Regions from separate parts of the Homo sapiens genome. Here region 2 is linked to region 1. A link is a contact called in ENCODE Hi-C or POLR2A ChIA-PET data. All regions are on one chromosome and are shown on one strand. Each heading gives the region's core, a stretch centred on a gene start or an enhancer-like site at or near the end of the contact. The rest is flanking DNA. Distances are from core to core; before and after follow the strand shown.

What was found. Hi-C counts contacts between places; a loop is a spot of excess contacts on that map. ChIA-PET counts read pairs that join two places held with the same protein, here RNA polymerase II (POLR2A).
Region 2: a map of chondrocyte shows a loop between it and region 1 (3-fold over the local background). The contact joins the enhancer-like site here to the promoter of NKILA in region 1. A Hi-C loop is called at or near these places in 1 of 168 maps with a recorded cell type or tissue (chondrocyte). POLR2A ChIA-PET finds 5 or more read pairs at or near these places in 3 of 52 experiments (A549, AG04450 and PC-9).

Annotation. Positions count from the first base shown.
Region 1 is chr20:57,707,783-57,714,210 of GRCh38, reverse strand. NKILA (NF-kappaB interacting lncRNA) reads right to left here and starts at 4,028. Exons shown (of 1, transcript NR_131157.1): 1 at 1,431-4,028. PMEPA1 (prostate transmembrane protein, androgen induced 1) reads left to right here and starts at 4,196. Exons shown (of 4, transcript NM_020182.5): 1 at 4,196-4,737. The coding sequence starts at 4,629. RefSeq lists enhancers at 1,531-2,142, 5,203-5,814 and silencers at 3,795-3,914, 3,935-4,364.
Region 2 is chr20:57,943,792-57,950,219 of GRCh38, reverse strand. No RefSeq gene overlaps it. Among named protein-coding and RNA genes, the nearest start is that of LINC01742, 57 kb to the left of the region's middle. Within about 2 kb of position 2,464, at least 2 of the 41 ENCODE cell types and tissues checked have a DNase peak (open chromatin) inside an H3K27ac peak, as active enhancers do.

The sequences.
Region 1 (6,428 bases), core at 2,779-5,278:
ACTTTTGTTGGCTCAGTCAGGCACTTTCCACAGTGGCCAGCCACCCTCGGCCAGCGGGCACAGTCAGAACACTGCCAGCCACCCTCAGCTGTGGCCAAAACCCACACTGACTTCCATGGGGTCCCAACTGGCTGCCAGTGTGGGCCTGGCATCTGAGCAGGACTGGTTACAGATTTGCAGGCCCCCGTGTTCAGAAACTGTTAACTATTAGGAATTTCACGATGTCAACAGTAGAAAAAATTAAACTAAAAAATAAATAAATAAAATAATACAATAAACCCCCGACCCTTCAGAGCATGGGGCCCTGGAGAGTGCAGGGGGGTCACACTCCCACGAAGCTGGCTCTGCACACAAGTCCAGCAGAGCACAGATGCGCGGCGCTGCTGGGAGCAAAGCCCCTTAACCTGCTGAAACAGGACGTTTCCTCTGGAAAATCCCCCCGGCCGCGGATTCAACCCATGGGCAGGGCGGATGGTGGCACACGCTGTCTGGAGTCCCAGAAAGGCCTGTCTCTGCAGTCACCCATTTCACAATCCATTTGCTTCACACACCCATTTCACAACCCCATGGCCACAGCCAGGCTGAGAAATGTGTCCCAAACTCCAAACCTGCTGGGACCATGAGAGTCTCCCAGTTCCTGATGCCCCCACTGGCCTGGCATCCCCTCTCTACTGTCCCCTACATGCCCAGCCCACATCTCCCCAGAGAGGAGGCCCAACCCTTTGGGCTCAAGTCGCCTCCAAACCCTCTCCTTTTATATTCTTCCCAGGTCTCGTCCCTCTCTGAAATTATCACCTGGACTCATCTTTTTACACATGTGATGTCAGCCTCACCTGTGAGCCTCAGTATGGCTGGGGCTGCACCTGTGGGTGGTTGGTAACTGCAGGTGGAATGAGATGCCACCTCCTCAGGGAGGGCTTCCTTGATCTCACCCCAACTCTGGCCTTTGGCCTGTTATCACCATGTCTGAAATGACCTCCTGACCTCATTGAGCTATGAGTTTGCATGTGTGTGTGTGTCTTTAGTCCCTTTGTCCCCCACAATGTCACACGAGGTCAGGGAGTTGGTTTTCTTCCCAGCCCTGTGCCCCATACCCAGCACAGAGCTTCACACTGAATAGGAGCAGAATGTTTGTTCAATGAGTGAACAAAACCTTTTTTTTTTTGCCTCTGACTTGTGGCATTCTTCCCAGGGACTCAGGCCTGCCCAATCGCGGTGCCCCCTCCCCACTCCCACTCCCAGCAGTGAGCCCTCCCTCCTCAGCCCATTAACACCTTGGCTCTGCCCATTTCTCCTGGGTAGAATCAGGGAGTTGTGACCTTCTCTGCCTGTGCCTGACAGTGGGCTCTGCCCTTCATGCCCAAAATGCCAGCATCACAGTCCCTGGCACATCTAGGGTTATCAGATTTCGCAAAGAAAAATACAAGCTATCCAGTTAAATTGAGATATACTTACACTAATCATTATTCATAGTTTATCTGAAATTCAAACTGAACTGGGTGTCCTGTATTTAATTCTCGCAGTCCTGGGCACACACGAAGCCTCCTATGAGTGCTGGCAGTCCAGCCTATGCTCCTTCCAAAGCAATTCTCCTTTCCTACTGCCCCGTCAGGGGCCCTGTCTGTGCTGGAATCATCATTGTCCTCAACTGCAAAATGGAAAATAAAATGATAGTGGTTCCTCCCTCCCGGGGTTGCCAAGATGATTAAATAACATAACAACTAAGATGTATCCGGCCCCTTCTCCTCTACTTGCAAGGCATCGATCCCTTCATTCCTCGCAATCACACCACGTGAAGGTGCCATGAAGCCACCCCATTTTGCAGAAGAGGAAACTGAGGTTGGAGAGGTGAAAGCACTCAGCCGAGGTCACACAGCTATGTCCCACTCATCTTTGGGTGACCCTCAGGTTCGGACCCTGAGGTCTGAACACTGCATTAAGCTCTCCAGACAGAATCAACTTCGGAACTAGCGCCAGAGACCACTAAGTCAATCCCAGGTGACACCATCAGCACTCAATAAATGGTAGCCACTGCCGGTGTCGCAGATGGATCAATGGGAGGTCAAGCGTTGTGGGTAGGTTTGGTTTCTTTAAGCCACTGAATTAACTGGTTATTTTTGCCTGCTGGCAGTGCAGCCTCCATTGTGTAAATGCCATCTCACTTCCAAGACAATCAACGTGTGACTTCTCCCAGCCAGACTAGCCAGGTCTCCCGAGACTTCCCGGAGGGCAGGGGCTGTGTCTGGAGTGGCTGAATTCCCCGGCTCAGGGTTGCAGCTCAGCCAGTTTGTTGATTGAATGAATGAAGAAATGGCTGAAAGCAGGGGTGGTAATGATGACCTCCTTCACCCTAGGAAGTGAATGGGACCCAGGTCATCTCCAGGCCCAGCCAGTATTTGCAGTGGCACCCCAAGGGATGCTGGGGGACCCCTTAGCTTTTCTCTTAAGTTGCAGCGGCCAAACTGCAGCAATATCTTCCCTGATAAAAGACACGCTGGTGGTATTGCCCCTTCCTCAAGGCAGGGGCTGAGGGCGCCCAGTTCACAGCAGGGTGCCATCTGGGGTAGACGCTGGGTATTGCCCCACTCCTGGGCCGGGGCCTGGGTCCTGACCTAGTGCTGGCTGTGGCTCCAAGAGTGAGCTTCTCCTCCCAAACAGAAGACGGTCAGTGCCTCTGAACCTCCCTCTGGGCTGGGCACGCTTGGACTCCTCCAAAGAGCTTGGACCAGCCTGAGCCACATCCCTGGGCTTGACTTCTCCAGAACAAGCCTCCTGGTCTTTCTGGGAGAGCTCTGGCAGCATCACTGTGCCTGTGCAGGGAGAGCGGGAACCCACTTCCTGCACCGGCTTTCTCTGAGTTCTTCAGGATGAATTCGCTCTGGTCTAGGTAAGTTCTACCCCGAGGCCACCTTCACTTCCCAAATTCCAGCTTTTCCTTCTCTATCCAAACTGTTACAAACACAGTAACAATAATTTTTAAAAGCTTTTTTTTTCTCTGAACACACTAAGTCCCTGCTAATTACTGAAACTCCAGGCATTACAGGAATATGTGGACACTTAAAGAATCAGGACTACGTGGGAGAGGGGGAGGCAGCTCCCCAGGGTCCTGGGTTGGCACACAGGCTCCACCACTGTGTGACTTTCAACAAGCGACTTCCTTGACCAGCTGCCCGCTCTGTAAAATGGGGAGAGTAATATTCGGCCACACTGAGTCGGTGTCAGGTTGAGTTAATATTTGGAGAGTTTCTGGCACAGGTAGGTGCTCCTTAAGTGCCTGTTAAATAAGTGAAGCTTTGAGAAAGTGTCTAAAAGGCGACACACTAAATTTTTAAGAGGCTGGAGGTGGGCCAGGGAGGGGAGGTCTCTTATGTAATATTTTAATATCTTTTTAAACCTGAAGAATGTGTTCTTGTAGCACTCCTGTAATTAAAACTTAATGAACTAAAAGTACACCCCTCCTGCTCATACCCCTTTTGAACTCCGCAGCCGCGCCCCCCAGCCGGAGGCCCCTTGGGCAGCAGACAATGGGTGTGGATTCGCCCCAGGTCCCGCCGGCTGGGGCGGCGACAATACACCAGTCCCCGACAGCTATTTACATGACAAGGGCTTCCGGGCGTGTCTACGCGAGTTCCCGTCTTTCCTGGTCGTCCTCCTTGGGTTCGGGTGAAAGCGCTTGGGGGTTCAGTGGGCCATGATCCCCGAGCTGCTGGAGAACTGAAGGCGGACAGTCTCCTGCGAAACCAGGCAATGGGTGATCCATCTTGGGGGCTTCCTCCCCCTTTCTCCAATTTCTCTTCCCTGAGCCCCCAGGGACCTTGTGCTCCTCAGAAGATAGGCTAGCCCCAAGAGCCTGGGTCAAGGACCCCAGGGACGGGGGCGAGGGGAGGGCGCACCAGCAACCCGCCCGGGTGCGGCTGGCACCGAGTTCGGCTCCCCGGCCCCGGGCGTGCGCCGGGCAGGCGTTCCAAGCTGACCGCCGTTGGGGAGAGGGCACAGCGCCCCTCCTCCGTTGCGCGGGTGCCGGGTCTACGTGGGCCGCCTAGCTCTGGCCCTTTAAGAGCCCGCCCCGTTTCCCGTCACCCCGCCCCCCGGCTCGGGGAGGGGGTGCGGGGGAACCTCGGCGGGGATTGGCGCAGCGCGCGCCCCCTCCCCGGCCCCCGCGCGGTGGGAACCGGCAGCCCCGTCTAGCGCTGACGTCAGACCGTCTGCCTGCCTCCGACCGCGGTCTCGGAGCGAAACCCGATCTCCTTGGACTTGAATGAGGAGGAGGAGGCGGCGGCGGCGGCGGCGGCGGAGGCGCTCGGCTGGGGAAAGCTAGCGGCAGAGGCTCAGCCCCGGCGGCAGCGCGCGCCCCGCTGCCAGCCCATTTTCCGGACGCCACCCGCGGGCACTGCCGACGCCCCCGGGGCTGCCGAGGGGAGGCCGGGGGGGCGCAGCGGAGCGCGGTCCCGCGCACTGAGCCCCGCGGCGCCCCGGGAACTTGGCGGCGACCCGAGCCCGGCGAGCCGGGGCGCGCCTCCCCCGCCGCGCGCCTCCTGCATGCGGGGCCCCAGCTCCGGGCGCCGGCCGGAGCCCCCCCCGGCCGCCCCCGAGCCCCCCGCGCCCCGCGCCGCGCCGCCGCGCCGTCCATGCACCGCTTGATGGGGGTCAACAGCACCGCCGCCGCCGCCGCCGGGCAGCCCAATGTCTCCTGCACGTGCAACTGCAAACGCTCTTTGTTCCAGAGCATGGAGATCAGTGAGTGACCCCACGCCCCCCTCCCCGGAGACTCCATCGGGCTCGGACCCTATGTCGGGGCACAGCTGCGAGCGGGGGTCCGGGCCCTGCGCGCCCCCTCGGACCGAACGCCCTGCGCCCGGGCAGCGCCCGCCGCGCCCCGGGCGCGCCCTCCCGGCTCGCGGCAGCTGGCGGCCGGCCCGGCTTTGTCCCGCGGCGCTGCGAGCCTGGCACGGCCCCCGCTGTCCGCGCCCCGCCCGCCCGGACTCGGACCCGGGGCTCAGCGGCGGCGCACGGCGCGGGAGGGTTGGGGCGGGCGGATCCGTGAAGTTTCCATTTTATTTCCCTGAGGGCAGTCGCGATGGAGCATTTAGGCCGGCTCTTTATCAACTTTGGGCGGGGGTGGAGGGGCGTGTGAGACACTGTCTGGTCTGCGAGGTGTCTGGGGCTCCGGGCGTGTGTCTGGAGTGTTCGCGGCGCTGTGTCTCGGGCTCTGAGTGGATGTCCGTGCGTCTGTGGAGTGTGCGTGGCTGCGTGGCTCTGTCTGGGTCTTCGGCGTCTCTCGGGGTGTCTGGGGGTCTGAGTCGCGGTCTTGCCCAAGAGTGCGTGTCACCGAGTCTTCCTGCCTCTCTCTGTGTGTCTTTCCCGTGTCCGGGCCGGGGTGCCTTTCTTGAGCGTGTCCATCTTTCTGGGGGTCTGGTCTGGTTGGGCCGGATCTGGGGACCGTGTGTGTCCAGGTGTCTGAATCCAGGGCTCAGCTCTGGCCCGTCTGGCCCAGCGTGGATCTTGAATGTGTGTGTGTCATTGTGCCAGTGTCTGTGTCCCCGACGCACCTATAAATAGCCTCTGTCTGGACAGCTTGGTTCAGTCTGGCTGAGACCATGGTTACAAAGGAGTCAAAGTTTGGGGCTGTTTGTGTTTGGGACTGCCTGGCCCTAAATAAGGGATCAGTGGACCAACGGTGGGGAGTGGGGTTTTGAACCTTGTCGCTAACGCAGCCGCCTGGGCACCCAAAAGTTCAGATAAGTAAGTCTCTACCTCCTGCACACACAGCCCACCTAGGTGGACATTTGGTTGAGTGGAGAATTGAACCACTACCTCCCGGGTTCTGGCTTCTAGCTTCTAGCCTACACCTTGTCCCCCAGCCCACCTTTTCGGGGACCTTTTGCTTCCCTGAGCTTTAGTTTCCCCATCCCCACCCTGAAGAAGCACGCCAGGTGAAGGGGCACACAGTCCTTCCCTGCTGGGGGCCAGGCTGCCCCTAGCTGGGGCCCGGAGCTGAGAAGCAGCCGCTGTGGAATGAAGGCAGTGTCTGGGCGGCTCATAAGCAAGTGTCCGCAGGCGGCTGCCAGTTTGTGGCCCCTGAGCCTATACAGTGAGCTTCAAGTGGTAAAAATAACCAGGCTGGCCGGGCTTTGGTGGTGGGTCCTTCCATCCATCCACCTCTCCACACTCCCTCCCAGCCTGGAATGGAAAGCTCTCCCCCTACCCCACCTTAGCTGGCCTGTGCCAGACTAGCGAGGTGCCAGGAGGACCTGCCCAGAGCCAGCGTTTGCGGAACCGACTTGCCTTCCCAGAGGCCCTTTGTGAACTCAGGAGGCTAATGAAATGCACGAGAATGTTATTAAAATACGTTCGCACACGTTTGGAGAGTCTTGCCTTAGATGGATTGCTGCTTCAGTGCCCTCCTTGCCTCACTTTTTGCCTTTCGC
Region 2 (6,428 bases), core at 1,215-3,714, 240 kb before region 1:
TGCTTCATTCTTTGGGGCATATACCCAGAAGTGGAATTGCTGGATCACATGATGATAATTTTATTTTTAATTTTTTGAGAAAGCACCATACTGTTTTTCATTTTATATTCTCACTAACAATGCACAAAATTTCCCATTTCTCCACATTCTCACATTCTCACCAACACTTGTTATTTTCTGTTTTTTTTTTTTTTTGTTTTTTGTTTTTTTTAATAGTAGCCATGCTAATGAGTGTGTTTGGGGAGGGGGTATCTCATTGTGGTTTTGATTTGCATTTCCCTAATGATGAGTGATGTTGACACTCAAGTAACTAGATTGTGCGTGTTTAGATAACCAGATAATCGAGGGTCATCTGCCCATCTGTAAATCTTATATAATCACATCTGCAAAGTCTCTTTGCCACGTACGGCGACATATTCACAGGCTCTTGGGGTTGAGGCGTGGACATTTTGGAGAACATTATTCTGCCTCCCACACCTGAGTAGCTAAAAATGAAGCTTGAGGGTTTCCTGGGGGAGCCTGTCCCCTTCCCTCTTCTCAGACCAGGTTTCGGGGGGAGCATTCCAGGACTGTGAGGACCTGCACACTTTCACAAAAATGCACTTGCTTCCAGGTGTCTTGTTTCCTTGCCCAGGTCTCCAAAGAAAAAGCACCTGAGGGCCCCTGTCACTCACCTCCTCTCTGTCTGTCCATCCTGTCAGCAAATGTTGACTGGGTGGCTCCTCCACACCAGGTGTCATGCAGGCCTGACATAGATGGATCCATCCATCTGCCATCCATCCATCCATCCATCCATCCATCCATCCATCCATCAATCCACCCATCTCATTCATCCATCCATCATCCATTCTTCCATCCATCCATCCATCCATCCATCCATCCATCAATCCATCCATCTCATTCATCCATCCATCATCCATTCATCCATCCATTAATCCATTTATCCATCCACTATTCATCCATCTATCCACTATCCATCCATCCATTAATCCATTTATCCATTCACTATTCATCCATCTATCCACTATCCATCCATCCATCCATCCATCCATCCAACCCCCCATCCATCCATCCATCCATCCATCTCATCCATCCATCATCCATTCTTCCATCCATCCATCCATCCATCCATCCATCCATCCATCCATCTCATCCATCCATCATCCATTCTTCCATCCATCCATCCATCCATCCATCCATCCATCCATCCATCCATCAATCCATCCATCTCATTCATCCATCCATCATCCATTCATCCATCCATTAATCCATTTATCCATCCACTATTCATCCATCTATCCACTATCCATCCATCCATCCATCCATCCATCCAACCCCATCCATCCATCCATCCATCCATCCATCCATCCATCCTTCCAACCATCTGTCCATCTGTGCAGGGCACAGCAGTGGGCCAAGTCTTGGATGGGACTCAGACGTGAGCTGCAGCGTCCCACCATCAAAATGAGGTTGTGAATGTCTTAAGAACAGTGAAGAGAGACCACGGGGCACACCCGCTCCGGGCTTGGAAGTTCAGGAAAGGCCTCACTGAGGAATTGATATTTAGTCTAAAGCAGGAAGGGAGAGTTTCCAGGCAGAGGGAGCAGAGTATGCAAAGGCCCTGCAGTTGGAAAGGGCTTAGGATCTGTGAGATGGCGAAGGTGGCTGTGTATACTGAGAAGGAGGCTGGAGAAGTCAGTGGTTCTGTTTCCCATTCCAGAAACTTCTCTAGTATAAAGCACTCTCAGTAGGGGATTGTTTTCCCTTCTGCAAAAATAATGGAAACACCACACGTAGGAGTCATTGTGGGACCCATTACTCAACTGTAGTCGGAATGACAGTGCAACATCTTAGTAAGAAACACAGCCATCAGATTATTACTCCAGTGGGAAAGGTTCAACATATAGCATCCATGAGATGAGAGTTAACGTGTGGGTGACCCATGGGAATCAGGGGTGTGGGGGAACCTCTTTCCCTTTCTTCCCAGACCTGCTCTCCTGCCTCCACTGCCTCCCTGCCCTCTGAAGATCTCATTTGGAGTTGACTCACAAACAGATGAATCTTTTACAACCCCCATTTCCTCTGCTCCAGGCGGCCGGCACGATGAAATGGCATCTCCCCACAGTGAAAGCCAAGCCAAACAGATTAATTTTAGATGCATCTGCTGTAGATTAAACATTTGGAAAAGCCATTTTATAAATATTTTTTTTCCACAACCACATCCCCATATGGCCGCGAGCTCCGGCCTCATTCCGAATGCTGCTGGGGGCCTTACCCATATGTATTTAATGTTCACTCCAGGCTCAAGACTTCTGTTCCCGGCCTCCAGGGAGCATTCCAGAGCATGTTTTAATCTACTTTTAGGGAACGCATCAGACTCCTCTGAGCAAACAAAGCATGGGGAGCCTTCCTGGAGGTGGGATGGGGTTTGGGGAGGGCGAGTGTAGGGTAACCCCTTCTTGATCCTCTCTCCAGATGGCTGACCCTCAGCCCTCTGTCTCTGCTCTGCACCGATCTAGGCCCTAGAAGTTCCAGGAAACAGGATCCTTGTCTTTCTAGAGCTCCCTGTCCAGCAGAAAAAAATCCCCCTTCGGGTCAGCCTTGGCTCACTTGAGCCACCAGACTCCATGGAGAGTCGCCAAGCTCTGTGGGTTCTGCCTCATTGCCTCATTGGTGCCTTCTGGGTCTGTCTCCACTGCCCGTTTCCATCGCCCCCAGCCCATGGCTCATGCCTGGACTATCATTGACCTCCTAGCTAAGGCTCACTTGTCCACTCACTCACCCCGATCCAGCTACCCCCAGCAGCCTAAAGGCTCACATCTCCTGGCCTAAAACCTAACACCAATGGAGAATAGTCACCCGCTTCCACCCCACCCCTGCCATGAAGGCCACACCCCTCAAGATGGTTGTCCAGGCGCCACAAGGCCCCATGCTTGCTGCTTCTCCTTTGATTTGATTTTCTTTGTTTTGGGGAATTACAGATTCAGAGGAAATCTCAAAAATAGTGCAGACAGGTCTGATGTGCCCTTTAAGTCCACAGCAGAAAGTGGAGTTCACTAGCAGGTGTCACCGTGAAGGGCCTGGCAGGGGGAGGGCCTGTGAATCCACGGTGATTGCACGACAGCCAGTGATTACTCTGGGGCCACAGGATCCTGGCTTCTTCTGAACATAAGAGGCAGCACGGGTCCAAATTTAACTTGACTTTTGCCTACCGTATGGACCAGATGCTCCCCATTCCTGCCCCGGCCCTTGCACTCAGTGTCTGTTCTTGCCTCATACAAAATCAGTGGACTTTTCCTTATTCAATTCCATGTTCCAATTCCTCATTCATGAGGCTGGGATGTGGGGTCTCCTGTTTTGGAATTCCAGCTCTGCACTAAGTAGGTAAATATGGGTAAGGAGTGAAGGACTGTGAGGTGGGGACAGCTGGTGCAAAGGCTCTGAGGTAACAACAAGCTTCATGTGTCCAAGTGACAGGTCAAAGTCCAATGTAGGAGTAGGCGGGAAAACAGAGGAAGATGAGCTGCTTGGTCCATTAAAACAAGGGCTCCCAGCCCTAGAAACAATACCAGGGTAAGTCTTTGCTGCACTGGCTCTGTCTTGACTTGTGCTACCCACTGAGTGTGGTGTCCCAGGCAAGTTTCCTAGGCCCTAAAATCTGTTTGGGATGATGAATGTTACCAAAATGTCTATATTCATGTCCTGTTCTGCTGCCCCCAAAAGCATCAGGGTCTCGTATGGGCTTTGCCCAGGTAGGGCTTGATGGTTGTAAGCAACAGAAACTGATACCGGCCACTGGCAGCAAAGAGCACATTTGCTGGGAGGGCACAGGGAGGACCCAGGATAAGCAAGGGAGGCTGGAGAACCTGGCTTGGAATAAACAGCTCTGGGGCAGAACAAGGGAATCATGGTAGCTGGGAGTAATGACAGACTCGCTGGTCTTCTTGCAGGAATAAAGGAACTGTTTCTCCCAGCATCTAATAATTTCATCATTCAATTGAAGAGTCAAAGTTCTAGAAGAAAGAGCACTGTGCCCACCTGGACTAAGTATTCTCCAGCCTCCCCGCCCAACCCTCACCCATTCTCTGTCTGTCTCCATCCTATCCTGAGCCCTGGGAAGATGGCCTTTAAAAACTGCATCCATGGTGTCCCTTGTCCTCTGACTTCTGATTAGGTTTGTCCAAAATGAGCACTTGCAGAATGGAGGATGAGAGGAGAGACAGGAGGTTGTGTGTCCTTCTCCCCAGGTTGTCACGCGGCCTGGCCTCCAAGGGCCACAGCTCCTATGGTGGACAGGGACAAGGGGACCCAATCCTGGGTCCAGCTCCTGCTAGGTTTCAGTGAGGCAGTTTCTGGCCCTTGCCAGCTATTGCTGGTCTTAGCTGCATTCCCCACTCGATGGTCCTCTCTCTGCTTGTATCTCTGTGCATGTTGTGTCAAGCACTTCAGTTTTCTCTTGAGGGAAATCTCAGCTGTTTCTTCCCAGAGACATGGCTGGGACACCTCTTGACTGGTCAGGGTGATGAGTGGACCCAGTCCAAGGAGTCTGGGTAGAAACACATCAGTTACCCTGCAGGAGGGACAAGGGAGCTGGGATACTGACATGCTAACTCCTGGCATTCATTGGTTGGGCACTGCTTTTCCTGGGCACCTTCAGCTTGCCTCATGTGTGGGTACAAGAGGCTTGAGCAGCCACTGATGGCTCTCAGGCAAAGACACTCAGGGGCCGCCACTGGCACTAAAATGGTAATGGCCGAGCGGTTAATGGAGCACTGAGGAGCTGAATTTTTAATTGTATTTAATGGTAATTAATTTAAATGTAAAATGCCACATGTGGCTAGTGATGCCTGTATTGGAGAGTGCAGGTCTCAAAGGGACTATAGGTACAAAATAAATAATCACACAAGTGATTATGTAATGACAGTCTTGCACCTCATAACAGCGTTTTGGTTAATGATGGACCGCATACACAATGGTGGTCACATAACATGATAATGGAGTTGCCAGATTCCTGTAACCTGGTGACATCACAGCCATCATAACTTCGGAGCAGGACGCATTCCTTGTGTGTTTGTTGTGACACTGGTGCAAACAAACCTACCGTGCTGGTAGTCATATAAAAGTCTAGCACGTAAAATTATGTGTGGTACATAATACTTGATAATAAATTACTCTGTTACTGGTTTATGTAATTACTATATTATACCTCTTATTATTTAAGCATGTACTCCATATATATATATATACACACATATAAATATATGTATATATAAAGTTTATGTATATATAAAGTTACCTGTAAAGCAGCCTTAGGCAGGTCTTTCAGGAGGAATCTGGAAGAAGGCATTGCTATCATAGAAGATGGCAGCTCCATGCGTGTTATTGCCCCGAAGACCTTCCAGTGGGACAAGATGTGGAGGTGGAAAACAGTGATTCTGAGGATCCTGTCCCTGTCTAGGCCTAGGCTCAAGTGTGTGCTTGTGTCTTAGTTTTTAACAAAAAAGTTTAAAGAGTAAAAGTAAAACTTAAAAAAATATTTAAAGTAGAAAAAAGTTTATAGAATAAAGATATAAAGAAAGAAAACACAACTGCAAGCTTGTTGAAAGAAAGAAAGAAAATATTTTTGTACATCTGTACAATGTGTTTGTTTTAAGCTAAGTGTTACTAGAAAAGCATCAAAAAGTTAAAAAATTAAAAAAGTAAAAATTGACACTAAGCTAAATTGATTTATTATTGAAGAAAGAAAAATATGTTTTTACACATGTTGCGTTGCCAAAGTGTACAGTGTTTATAAAGTGTGAAGCAGGGAGCGGTAATGTCCCAGGTCACCACATCTCTCCACACTCACTCACTGGTTCGCCCACACCAACGTCCAGTCCTGGGAGCTCCATTCATGCAGGTATCCTATACAGGTGTAGCAGTTTTAAATTTTTTATACCATATTTTACTGTACCTCGTCTGTGTTGAGATAGGTTTAGATACACAAACACTCACCATGTGTTGCGACTGCCTGCAGTATTCAGTACAGCCATGGCCGCACAGGCTACACACATAGCCCGGTGTGTAGGAGGCTACACCATCTGGGTTTGTGCAGCAGGCTGTATGATGTTTGCACAATGATGAGGTCACCTAACAACTCATTTTGCAGAACACATCCCTGTCGTTAAGTGACATATGATGGCATCGCTAAGATCACCATTTTGCGCTCTCACTGTGGCCTCTATAATTTCTGTCTGAACAGGGTTACCAAGGAATGCCTCATTCAGCTGAGATCTGAAAGGTGGCTCTGAGGACGGAAAGGAGAGAGGTGGGGGAGGACCTTCCAGGCAGCGGAACAGGGTGTGCAAAGTCACGAGGCACACGGAGGAAATGGAGGGAAGACTAATTAGACGCAGAGTAATGAGTGCAGAGAGGGAGGACCAGAGACG